2 separate regions of the Homo sapiens genome follow, and region 1 is linked to region 2. A link is a loop called in an ENCODE intact Hi-C map of the cell type or tissue named here. Cell type or tissue: K562. All regions are shown on one strand.

Region 1 (8,000 bases), 75 kb before region 2:
TAAAGTCTACAGTAGTGTACAGCGATGTCCTAGGCCTTCACACTCACACACCACTCACCCACTCACTCACCCAGAGCAACTTCCAGTCCTGTGAGCTCCATTTATAGTAAGTGCCCTATATAGGTGAACCATTTTTTATATTTTCTACTGTATTTTTACTGTACCTTTTCTATGTTTATATATATTTAGATTCACAAATACTTACCATTGTGTTACAATTGCTGATAGTATTCAGTAGAGTAACACAATGTGCAGGTCTGTAGCCTGGGAGCAATAGGTTACACCATATAGCCCAGGAGTGGAGTGAGCTTGCCCATCTAGGTTTGCATAAATGCCCTCTATCATGTTCACACAATGACAGAATCACCTGATAACACATTTCTTAGAACATATCTCGGCTATTAAGCGATGCATGACTGGATACCCAGAACACAATTTAAACTCCTTACCTTGTCTTATAAGCCTTGCTCCTGCCTTCCTTCCTGGTGTAATCTCTTATTCTTTTCCCACTCAGGGTGTACCTGCCGCACCGACCTTCTCTTAGCCCAGACACACTCAGTCTCACCCAGGGGCCTGTCACTAGCTGTTGTCACTTCCTGCATTCCCCTTCTCCCTTTGCTGTCCTTTCTTGCCAACCAATTCTCAGCTTAAATGTCACCTCCTCTGGGAGGCTGTGGGAATTTGTCTGCAAAGATGGTTGCAATTATTCCCTTTAGATCCATGCCCCTTTGCAATGGGGGCTTTGCAGCTCTTCCCCTAAAGAGAGCAGCCTATTCCCCACTTGTTGAATCTGTTTAGGCCTTGTGACATGCTGTAGCCAATCAGATGGCACTGGAGCAGCACTGTGCGTTGTCAAGCCTGGGGCTCAGGAGATCTTGGATGCCTCCCCTCTTTCTCTTAACAAGCCTGGACTGCCAGTTGGAGGATGAAAGACCCACGGCCCAATAGCCCTCTGTCACCCCAGCTGACACGCAGGCTCCAGAGCAGAACCCTACTGGCCCAAACACACAGGCGAGCCCACCAAGACCACAACTGCCCAGCTGCACCTGGCTTACTTGGTCAGGGTTGGCTTACTCCGGTCTACTTTTTTACACAATCGTGGTGTAATGAACGGTGGCTGGTTTAAGTCACTCGCTTTGGGGCTGGTTTGTCACTCAGCATTATTGTGGGCATCAATAATTGCTACAGAGGCCTTTTCCTGGCCACCCAATCTAAGGCAGCTGACCAGCCACTCTCTAGCATATGTGTCTATTTTATTTATCGACCTGGCGCATAGGTGATGCTTTTCTTGTTTAGCTACTTAACTTGCTTCCTAGATGGCTCCCAATGTGATGGAAACCATGGGAAAGCAAGGACCTTGTCTTGTGTTGGCCGCTGCTATTTCCTCAGAGTCTAGTAAATAATAAGCAATCAATACCTGCTGTTGACTTACCTCTTGAGTGAATTCAGTGCATCTGGGCGAGTCCTGGAGTCTGCATGTCTAATAACCACTCCAGGTGCTTCTGATGCAGGTGATGAGGACAGCGCTCTGAGAAACAGTCACCTAAGGCACCAGGGCTTCGCTCCTCATGTTCCCCACTCTGAATCCTAGCCTGCCCAGCCCCATGCATCACCATCTTGCAGTGGGCGGCCCTCGGGACAGGTGACACCCATTCTGCACCCCTCACTACAGTCAGCATGACACTGCCTCCTGAGAAGAGCATGGGGCCAGGCCCTTTCTCTTCCCAAGAAAATAACAATTGCTAACACTTACAGTGCTTATGACGTGTGGGCACTGTTCTATACACTTAACACATATGAATTCTGTGAATCTTACCACTCCCTCTGAGATGGGTACTATGATTGTCGCCATTTTACAGATGAGGAAATGGAGGCACAGAGAGGCCACACTGCAAGCAAGTAGAGAGAAGACCCAATCCCAAATGTGATTCCCTTCCTCCAACCCCGCTTCTGTCCCCATCTGGCAGCAGCCTGAGCATACCTGCTGTCTTCGCTGGTGACCAGGACACGCACAGCCAGCACATCCTGTCCAGCTGCTTCCTCCCCAGGGCTGATCCTCACTGAGGTCCACTCGGAGGGCAGGGGAGAGGCAGCGTCCCCTTCCGCATCACTGTGCTGTGGCTCAGAGATGCTCTTCGGCCTCTTGGGGGAGGTGGGCTCATCTGCTGAGAGGAGAGCAGGGTCTAGAGAGATGGTGCAAATGAATGGCCTAGCAGGACCCTTCCAGGGGCTCAGGGCCCCTCTAGGCCTGGGGTCTACTCAGATACTCCAAAGCTGACCTTCTTGTCCTCCGTGCCACCTCTGGAACCCTCACCCCCGAGCCTGCCAGATGCCCAGGCATTTAGGGCATATTTCCCACATGTAGGGCGTGAATGCACAGATCATCCCATTTAGTCCACAGGGAAGGTTCTGAAACATTCAGAGGGGCCATTCCAGGCTAACCAGCCTCTGAACTGCTGCTGTCAAGACGGCAACATCCAACATGTTGCTAAATCCAGTGGTAACATCTCAGTTCTCATCTTATTCGACTATTCTACACACCAGCAGCATTTGACCCAGCTGGTCACTCCGTCCTAGAAACAGCTCTCTCAGCTTCTAGGATGGCAAGGCCTGCCCAATCCCCAGCCCCTTCTTCACTGGCTATCTCCTTCATTTCCTCTCCTGGCTCCACCTTCTCCCCTTGACCTTGTAACACTGAAAGATCCCGGGACTCAGTCTCTGAACCTCTTTTCTTCTCTGTCTACACTCATGCTCTTGATGCCCTCATCTGGTCTCATGGCTTTAAATAACCCCAGGCAACAATGACCCCCAGATTTCTATCTCCAGCCTGGACATTCCTGATTCTAGACTTATATAGACCACTGCTCACTTGCATCTCCGTCTACGTGTCTAACAGACACATCAGACTCAACAAGTCCGAACAGAGTTCTTCATCTTCTCCACCCACCCAACATGTCTTGCCCATAGCCTTCCCCCTCTCAGTAAATGGCAACTTCAGCTTCCTGTTGCTCCAGCCAACACCTCGCCAGCATCTTTGACTGCTCTTGTCCTTTCGTTCTTCATTCAAGTCATCGGCAAATCCTGGTGGGTCTGCCTTCAAAACACGTCGGGAATCCAGACCCCTCTCACCGCCTCTCTGCTTCCCACTCCTGGTCCAGCCACCATTGTCTTTTGCTTGGATCATAGAAACTGCCTCTGCCTGGCCTCCGTCCCTGCCTCTTGCTGTGCCCCACCCCCACAGTCTATTCTCAACACAGCAGCCAGGGTGACTCAGTTAAAACCTGAGTGAGATCATGCCACTCCTCTGCTTAAAATCACCCAGTGGCCCCTCATTTACTCAGGGTGAAAGCTGAAGGCCCTACCGAGGCCTGCAAAGTCCAAGATAACGTAGTCCCCAGTGCGTCCCGTGACCTTGTCTCCTAGCACTGGCCCCAGGCTTGCCCTGTCCTCACCATGGCACCTCCGTGATGCTCCTCCAGCACTCTGGGCACACGTCCTTCTCAGACCCCTTGCACTGCTCTTGCTTCTGCCTGGAAGGTGTTATCCCCAGACGTTTCCATGCAGGCCTCATTCACTCACTGGCTGTCTTCAAGTCCTTGGTGGAACGTCACCTGCCCTGACCATCCTATTTAATATTGCAGCCCATGCCTCAGTGCTCTCCATTCCCCTTGATTTTCATTCATAGTGTGTCTCACCCTCCAATAAACTATACAATTTCCTTTTTTCATTTTGTTTATTGTCTCTTTCTTCTATGACTAGAATGTAAGCAGTGATTTTTGTCTGTTTCATTTGTTGCTAGGGTGGTACCTGGTGAACGGTAGGCGTTCAGTGAGTGTCTGCTGAATGAGTTCATGAGTGAATGCGCCCAGCTCTGTCTTGGCCACTAACTAGCTAGGTGACCTCATCTCCAGGGACAGTGTCCAGAGAACAGGTGTCATTTTTCCTCTTCAAGATGGAGCCTTCACCTGAACTTGGCTCCCTCTCACTTCCCTCCTCCCTCTCCACAGTGTCATTCTTGTGTCCTCATTTGTCTACTGAATCTTTCCTGTCTATATTTAAATATGCTGAAAGTCTCCTGTCTTAAGAAAACTTGTTTTAATCCCAGTCCTCACCCCCAGCCCCCAGCCTACTCTTTCTTCTTCCTTCTTAGCCAAGCTTCCTGGAAGGGTTGGCTACACTCTTCTCTCTCTCCTCTTCTTTATGAACCCTCTATTCCTATAATCCTGCCTGTGCCTCCACCACTCCCAAACTACCCCCAGCACAGTCCACAGTGACCTCCTTGTTTCTAAGTCCAATTCACAGGACTTTGGGAGTCCTCCTGCGGTCCTTGAGCCTGCCCTGTCCCTGCTCCTGGGGACACCTTCTCTCCCTGCCCCTGTGGCTGGCCGTCTCAGCTATCCAGTATTCCAGCCAACCCTTAAACACCTGGGTTCTCCATGCATCCACCTGAGCCCTCTCATCTTTTTACCCATGTGTTCTCTCTGGGAGATACAATCTCTTCCCAAACTGTATTTATCACCTGTGAAGATGACTGAAGAAATTTTGATTTTTATGTGAAATACCTCATCTTAAAATATCAGACACATCAAAAAAAAAAAAAAAACATGTCTGCAGCAGACTGAGCAAGTGGGTTGCTAGTTTGTAGCCCCTGGTGCGTGTGGATGCTTGCTGTGTGCACGTGTCTACACTTCTAAGTTAGTGTAACTGGGGATGGAAGGCATTTGAGGAATGTAGTCAGATGCTTCACTACATAATAATAATGACATGGCGATGGTGGTGGTGGTGGCAGCATTAGTCATAATAAAAGCAGTAGCAGCTTACTTTTATTGGGTGCTCAATATATACCAATAATTGTTTGAGCATTTGACATGTATTAAGTCTATTAAATCTCACCCGATCCTCTCAGAAAAGCGTTGTTATTACCCCCATTTTCCTGCTGAGAAAACTCAAGCACAGAGAGGTTACGACACCAGCACAAGGTCATGTATTCTGTCAGAGGACGGGGATCAGTCTGCGTGTCTGTGAGCACAACAGAACCATGAATGGACACTGTTGCGCATGACCTTTGTGCTGGGAGTTTTGGCTGGAAAGTGCCCCCAGTTCTTTTCTCCCTCCCTATACTAGAGTTGCGCTTTACGCTGTGACTTTGCAGTCCTTCCTGCTGGAGTTGGTGGGGTGTATAGCCCTGCCCCATGGACGTGAGGCTTGGCGGCAAGGCTTGCTTTGACCTGTGGTAACTCGTGGATGGGACGTGAGCAGAGGCTTTAAGTGGGCCTGCCAGTTGGCTGTCACTCATGTTCCTGCTAGGTTACATGAAAAGAACTTGTCGCAGGTGGCCACTACCCCTTCAGTCAGGGTCCCTGATTGAGGGCACATGGAACAGACCTGGAGCCAAGCTATAGCCTGGAGCCAACCCAGTCAATCCCTTGGGGCCTCCCTCGCCCTTAGACCTACAGCCTGAAGCAGAGCTACTCAGTCAACCCACAGACTCCTGAGCAAGAAAATAGGTGCCATATGCCACTGAGACTGGGGAGGCTTATTACATAGAATGACTGTGGCAAAGACCCAGCTCCATGCCTTGCTTCTTGTGTGCCTATGAGCTGTGTGCCCAAATGCTTGTATTTCCAATAGATGCTGTGTCCTCCTCAGATCCAGGCCTGTGCTAGGGGTTTGGGGATGAACCTGCCACCACAATCCCTGCCTTCAAGGATCTCTTTCTGTCTCACAAGGGAGATAAGGCATGTTCACAAATATCTACGTGATAAGACAAAGCATGTAAGAGTGAGGCATGGAAGAGGCAGAAGGGGAGGGAGATCTGACTTCCATGCAATAGCAGCTTTGGGTTAAAGGCACTGCTATGACTGGGCTTGGGGATGAGGGGAGAGAGTGGTGGAGTCCAGGGTGGCCTAGCAGGATGAGGCGGCTGCGGGTGGCCAAGGCAAGCTCAGCTATGCCAGTCTGCAGAGGTACCAGACCCACAGCCCCCACGCCTCAGAGCCCAGACCAAACCTGTAAGGAACACCCAGTGTCCTGCTTTTCTCTTTCCTCCTTCCATGGAGGGATGGAACAGGCCAGGGCTCAGCCTGGCTCCCTGGGCTCCAGGAGGGTGGAGGGCACGGCTGACAGATGGCCTCTCAGAGCACAGAGCCAGGGCCAGCGTCTCTCACAGTGAACCCAGACATCAGGGCAGGGACAGCAGTGTTGAGGTAGAGACTCTGTAAAAAAGAAGCTGGTACTTCCTCTGGGCCCCCTTTTGCCAATGTGCCCAGACAAAAAGCCTCAAAGGAGGCCAGTCTCCTCCCCGACTTCTGCAGTCTAACACTCAGGCCATGGCTAGTGCTGGGTTTTATGGGGTTCAGTGCCACCTCCACGAGAAAATTCCTCCAGTCAAGTGGCTACTTCCAGATATCTCTTTTCATTCCCAGACAGCTCCATCTGTGTGCGTATAACAGTAGTAATACTAGTGGCACTAGTACAAATACTGGAAATAATGCTAATGACAGTAACAAAAGCAACACTGACTCATCGAGTGCCCATATGCCTTCATCCACCCTAGCATCCCAACAGCCCTAAGAGAACGGTATTAGCATCCTCACAGGATGAGTGGAAAAGATTGGAGTCCAGAGAGAACACCCACCAGGCCAGCCAGTGAGTGCACAGTGCTGGGTATCACCGCAGCTGGGCCTCCGGCTGCTGGGCACAGAGCAGCTGCACATGTGGCCAGCCCCAGGTGAAGAGCCAGGTGTGCTCACCTGTGCTGCATGCCCACACCACCAGCCCTCTTGCTGTCTCCCTGAGGCTGGCTGCTCTTTAAGAGTTTGCCTGAAGCCATCTTTGCTCATTTGGAGAATGAAGGACTCTAATGGGGGCTGGAGGATGACAGGAGAGGAGGTACCTAGGAGTCATGGGTGAGAAGGATCCAGCACCCTGCAGAGCAGCTGCTGCCAGCCTGTGGCACGAAGCAGCTTTGCCCAGAACTGAGCACCTCAGCCTCATCTCAGCTCTGGCCAGATACCTGCTCCCTGACAAAAGATAGGACTTCAAAGATCCTAAGTGCCGGGTCCAAGGCCTACCTATGAGCCTGGGAAAGGCAGAGCCAGGCAGGGTCTGGGGAAACGTCTGTCCTCACACATGGCTCCCAACAGCCAGGTCCAGAGGCCCTTTCCTGGCCAGACCCCTGCCGCAGGGTTATGGAGAGGCGCGGCACTCCCTGGTTCTGCGGGTGAAATTGCTGCTGCTTTCTACTCAAGTCTGAAACTCTTCCACTCACCCCCAGAACCCAGGGAGATGACAACGCAACAGGCCTCCTGTGTGCTGCTATTAACCCCACTTTGCAGGAAAGGAAACCAAAGCTTGGAGGAGTTATCACACTTGACCAATGTCACACAGCTCCTAATGGCCAGAGCCATCTCTGGCCACTGTCCACTGTTCTCTCTGCAGAGAAAAGTTGAGAAAGAAAGCGGCAAAACTAAGAGGATCAGGATCCAGTCAGGAAGACAGGGCCAAGCCAGGGAGTTCAACAGAAGCATCCAGACAGGAAATGAACTGCAATGGTGCCGGAAGAGCTAAAAGCCAAACAGGGATGAAGCAACCCAGAGAGGAGCAGCAGCAGGCCACTGTCCCTCAACAGCAGAGGGACAAGGAGAAGAGCTGGTGCCACCAGAGCCCAGAGGCCACAACACTGCCACTGCTGCAAGGCAGGGAGCTGGGAGGGACACCCTGGCTTCCCCTTGGATCCTGCCCTCCAGCCCCACACCAGCGCGTCCAGCAGTCAAAACTAACAGTAAGCCAGTTTCAAGGGAGCTGGAAAATGTAGTTTGCAAGGGATACGCCTTTTCAATACAGAGCCAGCCAGAGAAGGGCGGGGAAGGCATCTGAGCACACACAGGTAGATATCTGGGATTCTGAGCAGAGTGGCCTCCCTGCCCTCTTATAAGAGGGGACACTACAAGTCCCCAGCAGGATGAGGGAGGGCCCTAGGAAGATGCTTGTGGCAGGCA
Region 2 (8,000 bases):
GTGATGTTGCATAACTTTGTAAATATACTAAAACCACTGAATTGTGTACTATAAGAGGGTAAATGTGAATTGTGTCATAATTTTAAAAAGCGCATGAGAAAAAAACATGGTACAGAGCTTGGCACCTACTGGTGTAAATGTCATTCTTATTGCCTAGACCTAGGCCCTGTCTTCTAGGAATTCTCAGGCTAGGGGTAAAATACCTAACTTATAAAATAAATAACTAGAACCTCTTGTGGCTGGTCTTTTTCTGGAGCCCAGACGGAAAAGCTAATCCTGCCTGGTAGGTTGGAAAAGATTTTCACAGAGGAGAGTCTTTAAAATTATTATTTTAGCCTACATTTGTTGAACACTTACTGTGGGTTGAACGGTTTCAAGTGCTTTCTGTGTTTTAGCTCTTAATCCTCACAACAAATCTAAGGAACTATTATGGTGCCCCTTTCACAGATGGGGAAATTGAGGCACAAAGCAGCTGCTTAATTGGCTCATGCTTTTACAGATTGAAAGGGGGAGAGCTGGGATTCAAACCCAGGTAGTCTTATTCCAGAGCCCACCATGCTGGACTGCTTCTGGTTTGCCAGGAATAAAAAAGAAAAAAGAACATTTCAGCAGAGGTAACTGCCCTTTCAAAGAGAAAGAGAAAGAAGCTCAAGGTGGATGGAGAGAAGGATACTTTGGGAGAAGAGACGGGAAGGAGAGAAAAGAGATGAGAGTTGGTCTGCAGCCAAATGGTAAAAGTCTTTTTTTTTTTTGAGACACAGTTTCACTCTTGTTGCCCAGGCTGGAGTGCAATGGCGTGATTTTGGCTCACCGCAACCTCTGTCTCCTGGGTTCAAGTGCTTCTCCTGCCTCAGCCTCCTGAGTAGCTGGGATTACAGGCATGTGCCACCATGCCTGGCTAATTTTTTTTGTATTTTTAGTAGAGATGGGGTTTTTCCATGTTGGTCAGGCTGGTCTTGAACTCCCAACCTCAGGTGATCTGCCCGCCTTGGCCTCCCAGAGTGCTGGGATTGCAGGCGTGAGCCACTGTGCCCGGCCAGTGAAAGTCTTAAGTGCCAAAGGCGTATTTTATGGCCTTGGTCCTGTTGGCATTTGGGACATGTGGGCAGAAGTGACAAAACAGGATTCTGTACAAGTCCCACGCTCGGTCCTCAATGGACACTGCATGCTGAAAAAGACAAGGATACTTCCCCACAATGACCTAGGATAGCTACATTCGGCAAAAGCCTTTTCATCCACAGAAAATCTTACGAGGAACATCGATACTGTCTAAAACCAGAGCAAAATGGCAATACTCTGGCTGAAAGAATGAGAGGAAACTCTTTCCTAAGGCAGGAGTTTGCCTGGGGGATCTGACTACCCCCAGCAAGGCGTCAGGCAAGGGAATGCGCACCCACTCCTCACTGCTTGACATTGCAGAGGCATCTGGTAACTGCCCTTCTGCTTGAGATCAAACCTTATCTTAAAAAAACACATTCCCCTTCCTCTAGCAAACGTTCCATCATCCAGTTATCACTCAGCTGGGCCTGCAGGGTCCCAAAGGGACAGTGCAAACAAGCATATCAGGAGCTCCCACACCACGATCAGTGTGGCTTACTGGTTGGAACCTTCCAGAGAGTTTGTAGACACCTAATTAGGGGAAATGAAGTCACCACTGAGATCCAGCTGGAGACTTCAGGGAGTGAGTGGGTGTGCAAGCCCACGTGCTTCCTCTCTGGATAGAGCCACCGGGAAAGAACCAAGCCCCGCTTCCCAAGCCCAGCACTGCTCTTTATCTCACTCCACAAACAGCTCCTTGGCTTGGACATAGCCAGACAATGACAGTCATTTCAAAGCACGACTCCAAGCCCCGACACTGGTGAGGTTTGCTTTGGGGTTAAGTCTGGATTCACTGCATTTCTTTGCAGTTAGTACATCTTTTCCTGTTTTGGAGCAGGGGTAGAAGGATGTGGGGTGAAGAGAGGCAGGAAAGAAGGAGGGGAGCCCCCTGCATCCTTCTGTCCACCAGGCCCGACCCAGTACTGCTCCCTGGACAAGGCAGGAGACCCCTTTCCCACCAGTCAGGGAGCTGCCATGCATTTTGCACGCAAACAGTAGCTGGTGTACAGTTTCTGATTCTCTTGGCTAAACCTAAAATCCCATTGGCGAAAGCTCGGTTTTCCCACCATCCTGGGCCCCAGTACATATTTCGGGCCTGAAATTTCAGAGATGCCAGTCATACCGTAATCTAAAGTCAAAGCAAATACCAACGGGCCTAATTATATAAAGGGAGAAAATTCGGTACAGATGTTATCAAGGCCAGAGAGATGGCTTGTTGGCAGGGGCCAAGTCAGGTCTTCTCTGAACGCACTTGCTGTGATTAATATGGGAACTCGGTGTTCTGGCAAGAGGCCAAATACCATGGCAGCCACGTGCCCGGGCAGAGGAGTGGGAGAGATGAGGACTTCCCCAGCATGCCCACTGTAGAAGCTCTGGATGCTGGATGTGGTCCAAACAGACCACAGATGCAAAGGGTTGTGATAACTCGACCCGAAGGAGCTCTTTCCTCAGACCCAGCTAGGCCTTATGTCCAAGGAAGGAAAGCTTTTCATTAAAACTCAATGAGATTTTAAGCTCCTGCCCCGCGCTCCCATGAGCTGTGTCCTTTCTGCTTCCCCAGAACCAGCTCTGCGGGTCATATTTTCCGTGTCTAACCCACAGCCAGTCCAAGGGTTCCTCTAAGGCTGCCCCTGTCCTCTGTATTTCTGTGTGTTCAGAGCCCAGTACCAGGCCTGCTACTTAGGAGGCCTCAATAGACAGCTGATGAACTCTCCACACCCTCTCCACCCATCCAGTTCTGGCTCTCCATTCACAACTGGGATGTTTCAGTTCACACCAGTTGGGGGTTCACATTTGCAGATTTCCACCCAGACTTGGGGAGCCAGGGTCTGCCAGGGCCACCAGCATCATGGATGTCAGCATATCTGTGTGCTCAGGTGACATAAATTATTACCCAGTGGGGAGCAGGGCAGAACCAACACCTGCAGGAAATCCATTGTATAGATAAGCTCGGCGGTGTTCAGGCCTCCACGTTAGCACAGAGGAGAGACAAACGCCTCATGGAAAAATCAGCTCTTTATCAAGGGTCAGGATGGGGGGATGGTGACCAACTAGCCCACAGTCAGGACACAAGGACTGGGCGGCCCCAGCTCACGTGTGACTTCTGCTCCTCCCCAGGGGAACCTGCAAACACAACCCACTTCTTGACATGGTGCATCTTCCAGCCGCCCCTCTCACCAGCCTACAAGTGGGCAAGTGTGCTGGGGCAGTCAGGAATGCATAAGAGATTCAGTCCCCAGAGGGAGATGCCGAGGGGACCAAGTGCTAAGCCAGGGGTTAGCAGTCTGCAGGTTTCATTTCCACTTCCGAATCCTGCCCTTGTGTTCCTTGAGAGCTGTGTGTGCAGACACTGCAGCGAGGTCGAGTGCAGAAGCTAGCACTTGACCAGGGTGTGGCGTTCTCCAGCTGGCTTACCCACCCTGCACCTCACCTAGAAAGGACAGTTGTGAGACCTAACTGCACGGTGCCTGGCACATTCTATTTGCCAGGCACTGTCCTATTTGCTTTGTGTGTTTCATCCTTGCAACTACCCTATGAAAGTGTTATGATCATCCCCACTTTATAAGTGAGGTAACTAAGGCACTGAAAAGTTAAGCAACTTGCTCCAGGCACTCTTATTAACTCTCTTTTTGAGTAAAGAGGGTAAGAAATGTCTTTAAAGTCACATAACAAATAAGCTGTCAGATCTGGATTTTAACCCAGGTACTATTGGTCTAAAGTCTATGCTCTTACCGGCTTGACTGACAGTGAAGCCCGACCTCAGTGGTGAGGTCAGGATGAAGTGAGAGGACTTGGCTCCTTCCCTGCATTGAGCACACTGTGGCCTCCTGAAAGGAGCTGGGGTTCAGGCTGGGTTCACAGGGGCTCTGCAAGGAACGAGCAAGCCAGGTCCAGCCTGAGCTTCATGTGCTTCCGCAGGGTGGGAAATCATAGGCTGGACAGAGCTTGAGCCTGTGCAAGTCACACTGGCAGGTGCCACCACAGTGGGAGTTTGGGCTTGGATAGTGCAAGCCTCCTTTGGTGAGGGTGGCCCTGGCAGCAAGCTGGGCATGGGGGAGGTCATGCATGGTGCTGTCTTCCTGGTAGCCGCAGTCCTCCCAGCACACTGACCTGCAGGCCAGCTCCCCAGGGCAGTGCACTGGTGCCAGGGACGTGCCACCATACTTCCTGGTGTGGCTCTGCAGCCTCCCTGGCTCTCAGTACCAGCCACTTATCTGAATCCAGGCAGGAAGCCCCTGGCTGTTACTGGTTTACCGTGAATAAGAACAGCTTGGTTCAGAATCGCAGGATGGAGAGTTTTCAAATTCAAGGTGCCACCCACCTGCCAGAATGTGTGTGTTGGGGGAGGGCTTGCAATAGGGACCTGGCTGCACAGCCTCACCCCTGCAGGGCAGTGCTGGGGTTTACTCATGAGAGATGGGGTTAACACTTACTGCCTGCTTATAATGTACAAGAACTGTGCTAAGCATGTTTTAAGAAATGCATCTCACTTGATTCTTACAGTAACCCTGAATTAGGCATATTCATCATCATTTGGCACATAGGAAACTGGAGCTCAGGAAGGTTAAATGACATAGCCGTGGTAACAGAACCAGGGTGAAAACCTAACCTCTGATTCCAGGGTACATGCTCAAAATCACCTGAGGTTCTAGCTGTGGAGGAATCTCTGAGAGGGGGTTGGCCAGTAGGGGCTCCCCAGGGGAACTTCAAGTGCTGCTCTGGGAAAGGAGTTACATCTCATCTGACTTGACATGGCCCTGACATCTCCAGACTCTCTTCTGTATCCAGTTATTCCTGAGTAACAATTACACACCACTTATCAATCTTAGAAATTTACAGAAATAAAATGGAAAAAGGTATCCTATGCTTTGTACGTTCCCTAAAAAAACCAACTAATTCCTCTGAGAAACATTCCGTTTCTCTCTGTTCTTCCCTTCCATCCTGAGCCAGTGCTCTCCTCCTCCATGACCAACTGTAACCAGTAGCTGCAGGGTCTGGATTTTCAGGGACAGTTTTATTCGCAGACATTCTGCCTTTTGGCCTCAGAAGTTCGTTCACACTGCTGCCTAGTTTAGAAGTTCTAAGCACAATCCTCAGGGCTTGTACCTCTCTGGGTAGCGGTTGGGTCTCATGGCATCTCCCCATTTAACACATAGGTTCCCCGAAGTCAGGGTGTGAGGGCCACCCCTGTACCCCTGCCAGCAGCAGAGTCGAACACCTCACTTGAGATCTGAAAGTATGGAGTGAACAGGTCAACACAGTCCCATCTTTGTTGTTGCCTGTGCATCTCTGTTGGGAAGACCAAGAATAATAATAGTATTAATAATAGCAATAATGAAAACAAAGCTACCGCTTATTGCCTGCTTATAATGTACATGAAGTGTGCTAAGCATACTATAAGAAATGCATCCTGCATCGTTCTTACAATCACCCTGAATTAGGCATGTTCATAGCCATTTGGCAGATAGGAAAACTGGAGCTCAGGAAGGTTAAATGACTTGGCCATGGTAATAGAACCAGGGGAAGAACCTAGCCTCTGAGCCCATACTCAAAATCCCAATCCTATATTAATCCTTCCAGGTTTCCATAAGTGTTATGTGGCAGAGCATCTAAGATATGTAAAGGACTGGTGAGATGGCTCTGGGGATTACAGGCTCATGTTCCCAAACCTCAGGAAATTGGCTGGGAACTAGAGAAGAAGAAAAACAGATACAATGAATGCTGGATTGTTTGGTATTACCTCTGACTACTTTAGGAATTTAGAGAAGAAACAGATTAGTGACTTCAGTCAAGAAAGGATCCCTCCAGGAGATAGACCATGAATGGAGAATTGAGGCTGAAGATTTGCAGAAAGAAAACAAATGGCATGCTGAGAAAGAGGGAGGTGGTTTGCAGGGCAGTGGCCAGTGAAGTGAGGGTCAGGGGTTGGTGGGGAAGGTGAAACCAGGAGAGTAGAGAAAGAAAGAGAGAAAGAGAAAGAAAGAGCCAGATCGTGGAGGGACTTGGATGGCAGACTGAAGAGTTTGGACTTTATTCCTCCCCTTTGGATTTTATGAGCTTAGAATAGGATGGAGGTGCTACTTTAGGACAATTGGTTCCAGAGCAATAACAAAGATGGTAAGAAGAGAGAAAAGAAACTAGAGGTAGAGAGGCAGTCAGGGCAGCCTTTGAAACAGTTGACCTACTTTCTTGACTCTCTCCTGCCCTGCAGTTGCTCAGGCACCCTTGCTGCTCCTCCTCATCTTCCTGTCCTCTATACCTGGAAGTGCCTGGGGCTCAGCCTTTATACCCTTCCCTTATTGACCCTGACACCATCTACTTCCATGACTTTAATTACCATCTACATGTTGATGGTGCTCAACCCTGAATATCCCACGGAATCCAGCCAACTGTGCACTGACATTTCTATCTGCTTCAATACGCATTACTCACATAACAGATCTACAACTGAACTCTTATTCCCTCCCTGCAAAAACCTGCTTCTCCCCCATCAACATGGTCTTGGTAAGTGCTACCTACTTTTCTACTTGCTTAGACCAAAAATCTGGAATCAGTCTTGGTTCTTCTCCTCTTACCTCACAACCAATCCACCAATAAATCTTGTTTACTATCTTCAGAACAGATATAGAATCCAATCAATTTTCACCGGCTCACACGCTGCCTCCTTATCCAAGTCATGGCCATCTCTCCTTTGAACTGATATCAGGGCTCCTATCTGGTCTCCCAGCTTCCACCCTTGTCACTTTGCAGTCTGTCCCCATACAGCAACCAGAGCAGTCCTCCTCAAGTCAGATCATGTCACTCACTCGTAGCTCACATCGTTTCATGTCTGCCTGTGGCACTCAGAAGTCAGAATCACAGGATGTGGCTAGGCCTTAGGACCCTATATGATCTCAACCTACAGTTTCCCTTTTGTCCTCAGCTCCCACCACCCCCTCCTCTCACACTCCAGCTGTACTAGCTTCACTGAGCCCACACATGGGCTTTTCACTCGCTTTGTCTTCTGTCTAGAACACTCTTCCTCTAAAAATATATATATTGCTATTTTCTAATACAAAAAAAAAAAAAAAGAAATCTATTGCAGAAAATACACGGGCCTAGTTTTATTTTTCTTCATATTCAACTCTAGTTTTCCAAATAGCATTTTAAACATTTGTAAATATTTCCAGCATCTACTTTTATATTTTCCCATTGTAATTTTTTTGTTTTTAATCTAGTAGCTTTACAACATTTTTTGGCAACATTTCATTATAATACTTTTCAGATATATAGAGAAGCTGCAAGACATCCAAATACTCCCCACCTAGATTCTATGATTAGATTTTGTTCTCCTTGCTTTAGCATGTATCTATTCACATCCGTCTATCCTTCTACTCACTAGTCAATTTATCTTATTTTGTGGTGCATTTCAATTAAATAGCAGAATCAATACATTTCCTCCCAAATATTTCAGCATGTATCTCATTGACTAGAGTTCAATATTTGCTCAAGGTTTTGTTTTGGTTTTGTTTGGTTTTTAGAGACAGGGTCTTGCTCTGTAGCCCAGGCTGGAGTACAGTGCCACAATCACGGCTCACTGCAGCCTCGAACTCCTGGGCCCTAGTGATCCTCCCACCTCAACCTCCCTAGTAGCTGGGACTATAGATACACACCACCACACCTGGCTAATTACAAAAAAATGTTGTAGAGAGAGGGTCTCCCTATGTTGCCTAGGCTGGTGGGCCCTCAAGCGATCATCCTGCCTCAGCCTCCCAAAGTGCTGCTGGGATTATAGACATGAGCCACTGTGTCTGGCCCAGGTTTAAGGTAAAATGTATATAAAATGAAATCCACATACTCTTTTTTCCTACTGCCTGTATAACTGCAGAAAGGTGCACATATCTTAAACATATCATTTGATG

Evidence for each region. Peaks named below come from ENCODE experiments on the same cell type or tissue, not always from the same donor. Only the 100,000 strongest peaks of a DNase experiment are listed, where the experiment ranks them.
Region 1: a loop joins it to region 2, with 5 times the contacts of the local background. A loop is called at or near these places in 2 of 110 quality-filtered maps.

The regions. Positions count from the first base shown.
Region 1 is chr11:12,270,148-12,278,147 of GRCh38, reverse strand. It overlaps a transcript of MICAL2 not described here. Among named protein-coding and RNA genes, the nearest start is that of PARVA, 100 kb to the left of the region's middle. In K562, no CTCF peak of the experiment used is centred here; a DNase peak (open chromatin) is centred at 3,307.
Region 2 is chr11:12,194,875-12,202,874 of GRCh38, reverse strand. All of the region lies in intron 3 of MICAL2 (microtubule associated monooxygenase, calponin and LIM domain containing 2), which reads right to left. Among named protein-coding and RNA genes, the nearest start is that of MIR6124, 35 kb to the right of the region's middle. In K562, a CTCF peak has its summit at 3,480; DNase peaks (open chromatin) are centred at 1,514 and 3,144.